Linked DNA regions of Homo sapiens: region 2 is linked to region 1. Evidence: read pairs that join two places in POLR2A ChIA-PET (ENCODE). Cell type or tissue: OCI-LY7. All regions are shown on one strand.

The links. ChIA-PET counts read pairs that join two places held together with the same protein. Peaks named below come from ENCODE experiments on the same cell type or tissue, not always from the same donor. Only the 100,000 strongest peaks of a DNase experiment are listed, where the experiment ranks them.
Region 2: POLR2A ChIA-PET joins it to region 1 with 5 read pairs; 4 of 35 experiments call an interaction of 5 or more read pairs at or near these places.

Annotation. Positions count from the first base shown.
Region 1 is chr6:107,104,984-107,109,983 of GRCh38, reverse strand. All of the region lies in intron 1 of BEND3 (BEN domain containing 3), which reads left to right. Among named protein-coding and RNA genes, the nearest start is that of BEND3, 8.0 kb to the left of the region's middle. RefSeq lists an enhancer at 3,850-4,505. In OCI-LY7, no CTCF peak of the experiment used is centred here; no DNase peak of the experiment used is centred here; H3K27ac peaks cover 1,108 bases.
Region 2 is chr6:107,238,382-107,243,381 of GRCh38, reverse strand. The region is part of intron 4 of PDSS2 (decaprenyl diphosphate synthase subunit 2); the gene reads left to right. Among named protein-coding and RNA genes, the nearest start is that of BEND3, 130 kb to the right of the region's middle. In OCI-LY7, no CTCF peak of the experiment used is centred here; no DNase peak of the experiment used is centred here.

The sequences.
Region 1 (5,000 bases):
TCACAGCTCACTGCAGCTTCAACCTCCTGGGCTCAAACGATCCTCCCACTTCAGCCTCCCAGGTGGCTGGAACTACAGGCCTGTGCCACCATGCCTGGCTGATTTTTTTGAGACGGAGTTTTGCCCTTGTTGCCCAGGCTGGAGTGCAATGGCATGATCCCGGCTCACTGCAACCACCGCCTCCCAGGTTCAAGCAATTCTCCTGCCTCAGCCTCCTGAGTAGCTGGGATTTCAGGTGTCCGCCACTACGCCTGGCTAATTTTTGTATTTTTAGTAGAGACGCGGTTTCTCCATGTTTGCCAGGCTGGTCTCGAACTCCTGACTGCAAGTGATCCGTCCGCCTCAGCCTCCCAAAGTGCTGGGGCTACAGGCGTGAGCGACCGTGCCGGCAATTTTTTTGTATTTTTTATAGAGATGGGGATTCACTGTATTGCCCAGGCTGGTCTCAAACTCCTGGAGTCAAGTGTTCCAACCTGTCTTTGGCTGAGATTACAGGTGTAAGCCACTATGCCTGCCCCACCTCGATTTTTTTTTTTTTTTTGAGACAGAGTCTTGCTCTGTCACCCAGGCTGGAGTGCAACGGCACTATCTCAGCTCATTGGACCCTCCATCTCCCAGGTTCAAGGATTCTCTTGCCTCAGCCTCCTAAATAGCTGGGATTACAGGCCCGTGCCACCATACCCAGCTAATTTTTGTATTTTTAGTAGAGACGGGGTTTTGTCATGTTGGCCAGGCTGGTCTCTCAACCTCAGGTGATCTTCCCACCTCGGCCTCCCAAAGTGATGGGATTACAGGCATGAGCCACCACGCCCAGACCGCCCCCCGCCCCCACCAATTTTTAATCCAAGTTGAAACGTGTATTTAAAGTCAGCCCTCTTGGCTGGATGTGGTGGCTCATACCTGTAATCCCAGCACCTTAGGAGGCTGAGGCGGGTGGATCTCTTGAGGCCAGGAGTTCGAGACCAGCCTGGCCAACATGGCCAAACCCCATCTCTAGTGAAAAATACAAAAATTAGCCAGGTGTGGTGGCACATGACTGTTGTCCCAGCTACTCGGGAGGCTGAGACAGGAGAATTGCTTGAACGCGGGATGCAGAGTTGCAGAGAGCCGAGGTCGCACCACTGCACTCCATCCTGGGCAACAGAGCGAGACTCCATCTCAAATCAATCAATCAATCAACCCTCTTAATTTTTTTTCTACCTGTGGCCACCTCTCCTCTTGTCTGATTTTCAGTTATTTCTGACTAGTGAAACACAGTTGCATCAGTATCAGGGCATTGATTGCTCAATTGAATAAGTCATTTACTGGCCTTTTCTTGTATGTCAGGGGCTGTTTTGGTTTGAGCATGGAGCTAGCAGAGCGAAGGACTGAGGCTTGCTTAGGATTGGGGGTGCAGTATACACCCAACTGCCCCGAACCCTAATCAGCTTGTGTGGTCACAAAATAAAACACTTGATAAAATGGGAAGTGCAGCGGAAACTCAGCTTATACCTCCTAGGAAAATTAGTCACCGTTGTGCAGTCAGTCACATGGCTGGATGCTGGAATGTGCGGTCCCTCCTTCCACCTTGAGCCTCAGCTTCTGCATGCCAAGGTTAATACGCAGAGTCTCCTGTGAGCCATGTGAGGAGGTAGCCCTCCACGAGGTTGGGGAGAACGTAAGTGGAACTTCTTAGCTGAGGAAGATGGCACATTTACTCAAGACTCAGAAGACGCAAGTGACCAAAGATTAAGACGCCAAATCACAGGCGCGCGGGCAGGGTTGTGCGGCTGTGCTTGGCTGCATGCGGAAGATGAGGTTGTGCTCTGACTGAATAAGGAAGGCAGCTACAATTACAGCTTTAGAAAAACTCTGGGGAAAATTGCCCTGGTTTTGTGAGGACTGGTATTTTTCAAACTGCATTTGCAGATGTGCCTAAAAATAAAAACAAATTGCGAACATGTCCTGCAAGTCCCTTGGGCAGGATGCCACTGCCAAGGGGGCTGGGTCCTGAGACCCTTGAGGCTCCCAGCCGGTCCTGTGAACCCAGAGACCCGCGGCACCAGAGTGGATGGCATGGGAACATTCCTCCTGTCCTCAGGGAGAGCATTTTATTTGGTTTCATCCCCCTCCCTCCAGTTTCTATGTTTCATTGGAAAGAAAAGTTACTAAACCTTTTTAATCTTTTAAGCCATTTTATTTAATTTGCAGTTCTTAAAAATTCACTATTAAAATGTACTTTAGGCTGGGCGGGATGGCTCACACCTGTAATCCCAGAACTTTGGGAGGCCAAGGCAGGTGGAACTTTGAAGCCAGGAGTTCAAGGCCATCCTGGCCAACATGGTAAAACCCCGTCTCTACTGAAAATACAGAAATTAATCAGGCATGGTGGTGCCCACCTGTAATCCCAGCTGCTTGGGAGGCTGAGGCAGGAGAATCGCTTGAACCCAGGAGGCAAAGGTTGCAGTGAGCCAAGATTGTGCCACTGCACTCCAGCCTGGGCGACAGAATGAGACTTTGTCTCAAAAAAATAAAAAAATAAAATGCACTTTAAACATCTTTTCCTTAAAAAAAAAAAAAGAAGCTTTATAATAGGTAACTTTGAGTGCTATGTGTCAGACACTTTCTCCTTTGTAGTTTTCACAAAAACTTTTTGAGGTGAGGTAGATGTGTCCAGCTCCTATTACAGAATACAGCTTGGATGGGTAGGTAAACAGCTGGCCTGGTGTTAGATGCTAAATATTTTAACTCGGTTAAAAACCTTTTTGGGCTGGGTGCAGTGGCTCATACCTGTAATCTCAGCACTTTGGGAGGCCGAGGCGGGTGGATCAGCTGAGGTCAGGAGTTCCAGACCAGCTGGGCCAACATGGTGAAACTCTGTCTCTACTAAAAATACAAAAATTAGCCGGATGTGGTGGTGCATGCCTGTAATCCCAGATACTTGGGAGGCTGGGGCAGGAGTATCACTTGAACCCGGGAGGCAGAGGTTGCAGTGAGCCGAAATTGTGCCACTGCACTCCAGTCTGGGCGACAGAGCGAGACTCCGTCTCAAAAAAAAAAAAAAAAAAGCCCTCTTTGAAAACTGGGCTGGGTTAAGGGTCAGGTGTGGTGGCTTGCATCTGAAATCCCAGCACTTTGGGAGGCTGAGGCCGGAGGGTTGCTGGAAGCCCGGAGTTTGAGACCATTTTGGGCAACACCTGGAGACCCTGTCTCTACAAAAAATAAAAAATTAGCTGGGTGTGGTGGCGTGCACCTATAGTCCTAGCTACTCACAGGCTGAGATGGGAGAATCATCTGAGCCCAGGAGTTCAAGGCTACAGTGAGCTCTGATCATACTGCTGCACTCTGCCTGGGTAACAGAGCAAGACCCCCATCTCTGGGGAAAAAAAAAATGAAAAAACTGGATTAAAAGCCAGGGTTTCATGCAGTTCCATCTGACTCCAAAGTTTAGTAAAGAATTCCATTTTTTGGAGGGTCACCTGCACTAATTCCTGCCTTGGTCACAGACTGGCCCATCTGGCTTGTTGACTTGCTCATGCACCTGCACCCAGCTCACAGCTTAGCAGGAAGAGGGAAAGAAAGCTGGGAGGTCATGGCCCATTCCTCAGTCCCAGCTTCCTTGGAAGGCTGGAATGAAGCTCTCATGCCGGGAGTCTCCTGAAGTCCTTCCTACTCCCTGGTCTCAGCTGCATCCCTTGGGCAGCACAAATCACCCCACCCCCGCCCCGTTCCCTATCTGCACAAGAAGCAGTGCTGGTGGGGACTGTGTGGGTTGACATATGTAACACTTAGAACATGAAGCCTGTGCCACATGAATACTAACTACTGTCCCCCTCTTCTAGGTTTAATTTTTAGAAGTCAATGTCACCTGTAGCAGAGAAGTTCCTTGAAATCAAATCAGACATATGGCAATTGTGAAAAGATTGAAGTAAGGTTTAGGTCTTGGTTAAATTTTTAAAATCCTTGAGTTTGTTTTGTTAATGACTGAGCATATTCTCTCCACTTTACCTTTTGTGTGTGGCAGGGGCCACACAGCCACCATCCCTATTGTTTCAGGTTCCAATCACATTCCTGTTCTGGGGCCCACATTCTCAAGGGAATCTTCTGGTAGTGAGAGTTTGCTTCAGTTTGCATCTGGAAACAGCTCTTAGGGGTAAGGGGGATTTGCCCCTGAGTGGCATGAGGTCAGGGCTGCTGGGGCCAGGTCTTCCTGGACTGGCACCTCAGCACAGTGGCGAGGACATCTCTGATCTAGCAGGGTAAAATCCGGAGTCAGCTGGCTGGAATTTGAACCTCCAGGTTGCAGGAAGCCCAAGTACTTCCCATTTCTGGGCCTGCCGCTTGTCCTGTGTGACTCCCCGGCCCACAGGCCTCTGGCAGCTCTGATTAGGCTCACGCTGCTGTCCCAAAAGACCTGGTCTGTCTGCTCTCTCCACAGCAACTGACTATTCAAAGAACTTGATAGAAAGGTACCCCGGGCCACTCCCAGCCGCCTATGGGTTCACTAGAGAATGTCCTTTTGGAAATCTATGGGCTGGACAGGGAAAAGGCCAGTGATCCTGATCAACCGCCCCCTGCTTAGAAGACCATGTCATCTCCCATCCCAGTTCTTTTTTTTTTTTTTTTTCTTTTTTGAGACAGAGTCTTTCTCTGTCTCCCAGACTGGAGTGCAGTGGCGCGATCTCGGCTCACTGCAACCTCTGTCTCCCAGGTTCAAGCGATTCTCCTGCCTCAGCCTCCGGAGTAGCTGGGACTACAGGTGGGTGCCTCCACGCCCAGCTAATTTTTGTATTTTTAGTAGAGATGGGGTTTCACCACGTTGGCCAGGATGGGCTCCATCTCTTGACCTCGTGATCCACCTGGCTTGGCCTCCCAAAATGCTGGGATTACGGGTGTGAGCCACTGCGCCCAGCCAACAGTGGACTTTTTAACCAAATATCCTTTCATGCTTGCTGATTTTTGTTCTGTGTGCATGTACAGTCAGCCCCGCCACATCTGCAGGTTCATCCAACTGCAGGTAG
Region 2 (5,000 bases), 130 kb before region 1:
AACCTGACAGCTACGACAGTTAATACTTAGATAGCCCTTTACAGTTTGCTTATACTTTCTTTGTACACAATCACCTATGAAAAGGGTGACATTTGTTGGTATTCCCATTTATAGAGGAAAAGCCTGAAATTCAAACATAACAAATGGCAGGAAAGCATAGTGTCTGAAAATTATTTGTTAATATATTAACATGTTTCACAGTTCATAATGAACCCAGGTTTTTCTTGACTCTCAGTCCCATGCTTTTTCTAATATTTTTAATGTGTTTCTTCCTGAAAAAGAGAAAAGAAGAAGCAACAAAGTCTTTGAAGGGCTGTTGATTGTACTTGAACCACCACTTAGCAAGCACCAATTGCTGACTTTATTTAAATACAGAGATTCAGAGGAATGCTAACCTTCATTAGCTACATTTTATTAAAGAGACTTTATAGCACTGCTTCATTCATCTGTCCTCTTTCCCTGCCACCTCCTCATAGCCCTTTTTTAAGCAGTTAAATTTCTGAAAATAGCCAAACCATTTAAAGGGCCATTCTTTTTTAATAATGGAAACAGAATGGTGTGGTGGCTCAAGCCTATAATCCCAGCACTTTAGGAGGCCGAGGTAGGAGGATCTCTTGGGGCCAGGAGTTCAAGACCAGCCTGGACAACATGGGAAGACCCCATCTTTACAAAAAATAAAATAACTGGGCATGGTAGCCCATGCCTGCTCAGGATGCTGAGGCGAGGCAGGAGGATCACTGGAACCCAGGAGTTTGACGTTACAATAAGCTGTGATCACACCACTGTACTCCAGCCTGGGTGACAGCAAGACCTTGTCTCTTAAAAAATAATAATTTTTGGCCAGGCGTGGTGGCTCACGCCTGTAATCCTAGCACTTTGGGAGGCCAAGGCAGGCGGATCACGAGGTCGGGAGATCGAGACCATCTCATCTCTACTAAAAATATAAAAAAATTAGGCGGGCACAGTGGCGGGCGCCTGTGGTCCCAGCTACTCAGGAGGCTGAGGCAGGAGAATGGCGTGAACCCAGGAGGCGGAGCTTGCAGTGAGCCAAGATCGCGCCACTGCACTCCAGCCTGGGCGACAGAGCAAGACTCCGTCTCAAAATAATAATAATAATAATAATTTTTTCAAAAAGAATGGAAACAAAAATGCATAGTTGAACTGTAGTAGTGGGAGTGCTTCTTGATGCCTCCATTTGTGCCTCAGGTCCAATTTAGGTTAACCACATTTCCCTTCCTAACCAGAAAAATTCTGGCTTTTTTTCCTGAGTGTGCTTACCATTGCAATGGCTCTTCAGAATTTGTTTTTTCTAACAGCGCAAGAAGTACTTCAGATGCCAGAGAGAGCACTGCCCCCACATGGAGTGCTTTCAAGGTTTTCATGTTCTGGCAGGACTGGGAAGCAGCCACAAGTGGAGGTCATGTGGGAAGAGAGGCTCCTCTGTGGATCTCTGTTGCACAACCTCCGTAGCCTTGGGCCAATTTAGTACACAAAAGAATTTTTTTGTGATTTAAAAGAAGCTGCAAACCATTTCATCTTTCTAGGGGTAAGAGGATACAATAGCAGTCTGTTTTCTATATGGCAGCTTAATGCAGTGGTGAAGATCCTGGGTAGTAGGAAAATAGCTTTCTGTTAAATAGCATATATGTGACTAAGGTAGATGCATAGCAAAAAATGCAAGGGAATTGGAACTGGATACATTAGAAGTCACCTTCTCCAAAAGAAGTTTGTAGAGCAGCCGGGTGCGGTGGCTTACGCCTGTAATCCCAGCACTTCGGGAGGTTGAGGCGGGCAGATCACGAGGTCAGGAGATCGAGGCCGTCCTGGCTAACACGGTGAAACCCTGTCTCTACTAAAAATACAAAAAATTAGCTGGGCGTGGTGGTGGGCGCCTGTAGTCCCAGCTACTCGGGAGGCTGAGGCAGAAGAATGGTGTGAACCCGGGAGGCAGAGCTTGCAGTGAGCCGATATCTCGCCACTGCACTCCAGCCTGGGGACAGAGCGAGGCTCCGTCTCAAAAAAAAAAAAAAAAAAAAAGAAGAAGAAGAGGTTTGTAGAGCAATTACCTAATTCTCCTTAAAGCTGTGAAAATGTACATGACTTATATTACTAATACTTTTTTTTTTTTTTTTTTTTACCGAGTCTCGCTCTGTTGCCCAGGCTAGAGTGCAGTGGCGCGATCTCAGCTCACTGTAACCTCTGCCTACCCGGTTCAAACGATTCCTGTGCCTCAGCCTTGCAAGTAGTTGGGACTACAGGCACACACCACCACGTCTCACTAATTTTTGTATTTTCAGTAGAGACGAGGTTTTGCCATGTTGGCCAGGCTGGTCTTGAACTCCTGGCCTCAAGCGACCCATCCTCCTCAGCCTCCCAAAGTGCTATTACTTACTCATACTTACTGTACTAAGTAAGTTGAATTACAGCTATATAAACATACAAAATAGCTTAGGAAATTCATCCTTTGTTCTATCCATTGAAATATATTTTCATTTTTGCATTGGCTAGTTTGTGAACCATTTGCTCATTATAATAAAAATTAGCCATTCTGCTTTCTTTAGTGTTTATAAGAAAATATCTCCCCTCTCTGCTTTTTAAATGTTAGCTCATTGAAGAAAGAAGCATTTGAAATAGAAAAATTGCTTTTTTTTTTTTAAATTTTTATTTTTTACAGGTAGGGTCTCAGCCAGGTGCGGTGGCTCACGCCTGTAATCCCAGCACTTTGGGAGGTGGAGGCAGGCTGATCACCTGAGGTCAGGAGTTTGAGACCAGGCTGGCCAACATGGCGAAACTCCATCTGTACTAAAAATACAAAAAAAGCTGGGCTTGGTGGTGCGCGCCTGTAATCCCAGCTACTCGGGAGGCCGAGGCAGGAGGATCGCTTGAACCTGGGAGGTGGAGTTTGCAGTGAGCTGAGATTGAGCCACTGCACTCCAGCCTGGACAGAGTGAGACTGCAGTTTCAAAAAAAAAAAAAAAAAAAAGGTAGGGTCTCACTCTATCATCCAGACTGGAGGGCAGTGGTGTCATCCTAGCTCACTGAAACCTTGAACTCCTGGGCTCAAGCAGTCCTTGCCTTCCGAATAGCTGGGACCACAGTAGCCTACCACCACACCTGTCTAATTTTTTAAAACTTTTGTAGAGACAAGGTCTCACCATACTGCCCAAATTAGTCTTGAACTCCTGGCTTCAAGCTACCCTCCCTCCTCAGCCTCCCAAAGTGTTGGGATTACAGATATAAGCCACCATGCTCAGCTGGAAAATTGCATTTTAAATGGTCAAGAGTTCCCCAGTTAAGCTGTTTTATATATTACGCTCATGTTACTTACTGTACTCACTAAATATTTTACATTTTTACAAAATTGACTTTGGATTCACAGACCTGTATATCTAAATTCTAATTGTCTTATCATTTTAACTTATTTTCTGATTAGAAAAATAGGCCAGGCACGGTGGCTCACGCCTGTAATCCCAACACTTTGGGAGGCTGAGGTGGGCAGATCACTTGAGGTTAGGAGTTCGAGACCAGCCTGGCCAACATGGTGAAACCGTGTCTCTGCTAAAAATACAAAAATTAGCTGGGCATAGTGGCGCACACCTGTAATCCCAGCTACTTGGGAGGCTGAGGCAGGAGAATCGCTTGAACCTGGAAGGCGGAGGTTGCAGTGAGCCGAAATCATACCACTGCACTCCAGCCTGGGCAACAGAGCGAGACTCTGTCTCAAAAAAAAAAAAAAAAAAAAAAAAAGGTAGAGTACATGTTTATTAAATAATAATTGAAAACAGAAAAAGGTCAAGAGGAAAATAAAAATTATTTTATAAAACCATTCCCCAGAAATGAATCATGATTATGTTTTAGTATATTTCTTTCTAGATTTTATTCTGTATTTCTCCCAATTTTGAGTTGTTACTGTATATAACACTTTGCATATTGATTTACTTCCCAGCATAATCATTTTTGTCATTAAAAGTCTTCAAAAATATAATTTTAATGATTGTTTAATATTTCTTCACATTGTTATACTGTAATTTACTGAACAATTTCACATTTTGGGGGCATTTACTTTGTTTCCAATTTTGTTTTTGTTTGGTTTTTGGTTTTTTTTGAGACGGAGTCTCTCTCTGTCATCCAGGCTGGAGTGCAGTGGCACAATCTCAGCTCACTGCAACTTTTGCCTCCTGGATTCAAGAGATTCTCCTGCCTCAGCCTCCCAAGTAGCTGGGATTACAGGTGTGTACCACCATGCCCGGCTAATTTTTGTATTTTTAGTAGAGATGGGGTTTCACCATGTTGGCCAGGCTGGTCTCGAACCCCTAACCTCAAGTGATCCTCCCACCTCAGCCTCCCAAGTGCTGGGATTACAGGCGTGAGCCACAGTGCCTGGCCTGTTTCCAGTTTTCTTTACTAAATTAAACAATATTGTGATAACATCTTACTGTATATAACTTTGCTCAATTTCATACTATTTGCTTAAAAAAAAAAATCCTGAAAGTGAGATTCTTAAATCAAGAAGAGTATTTTCAGTATACCTCTGTGCAGAAAAGGATTACTGTCCTGAGAAAAACCTGCTTATAAGGTTGATCCTTGGCTAGCATCGGAGAAGCTGGATTTTAGGAGTGTTCCTACCATCCTCCAAATGATAAGAATGGCTCGCAGTGCCTAAACTGTTTACAGACAATATGGTTTATACTGAATACCTGCTTTCCTTATAGGAGTCTGGAATTTTGCTACATGCTAGGCAGAAAATGCCTACATGACCAGCCCTAATAAAAACCCTCACCACTAAGTCAGTCTCCAGTAAATCTCCGTGGTAGACAATGTTTCATACATGTTATCACAGCTCATTCTTGGAGGAATTAAGCACACTCTGCGTGACTCCACTGAGAGGGGATTCTTAGAAGTTTACACCTGGTTTCTTCCAGACTTCACCCTATGGGGCTGTCTCTTTTTAGTGGTTTTGCATTGTATCCTTTCACTGTAAAAAAGTCATTACGATGAAT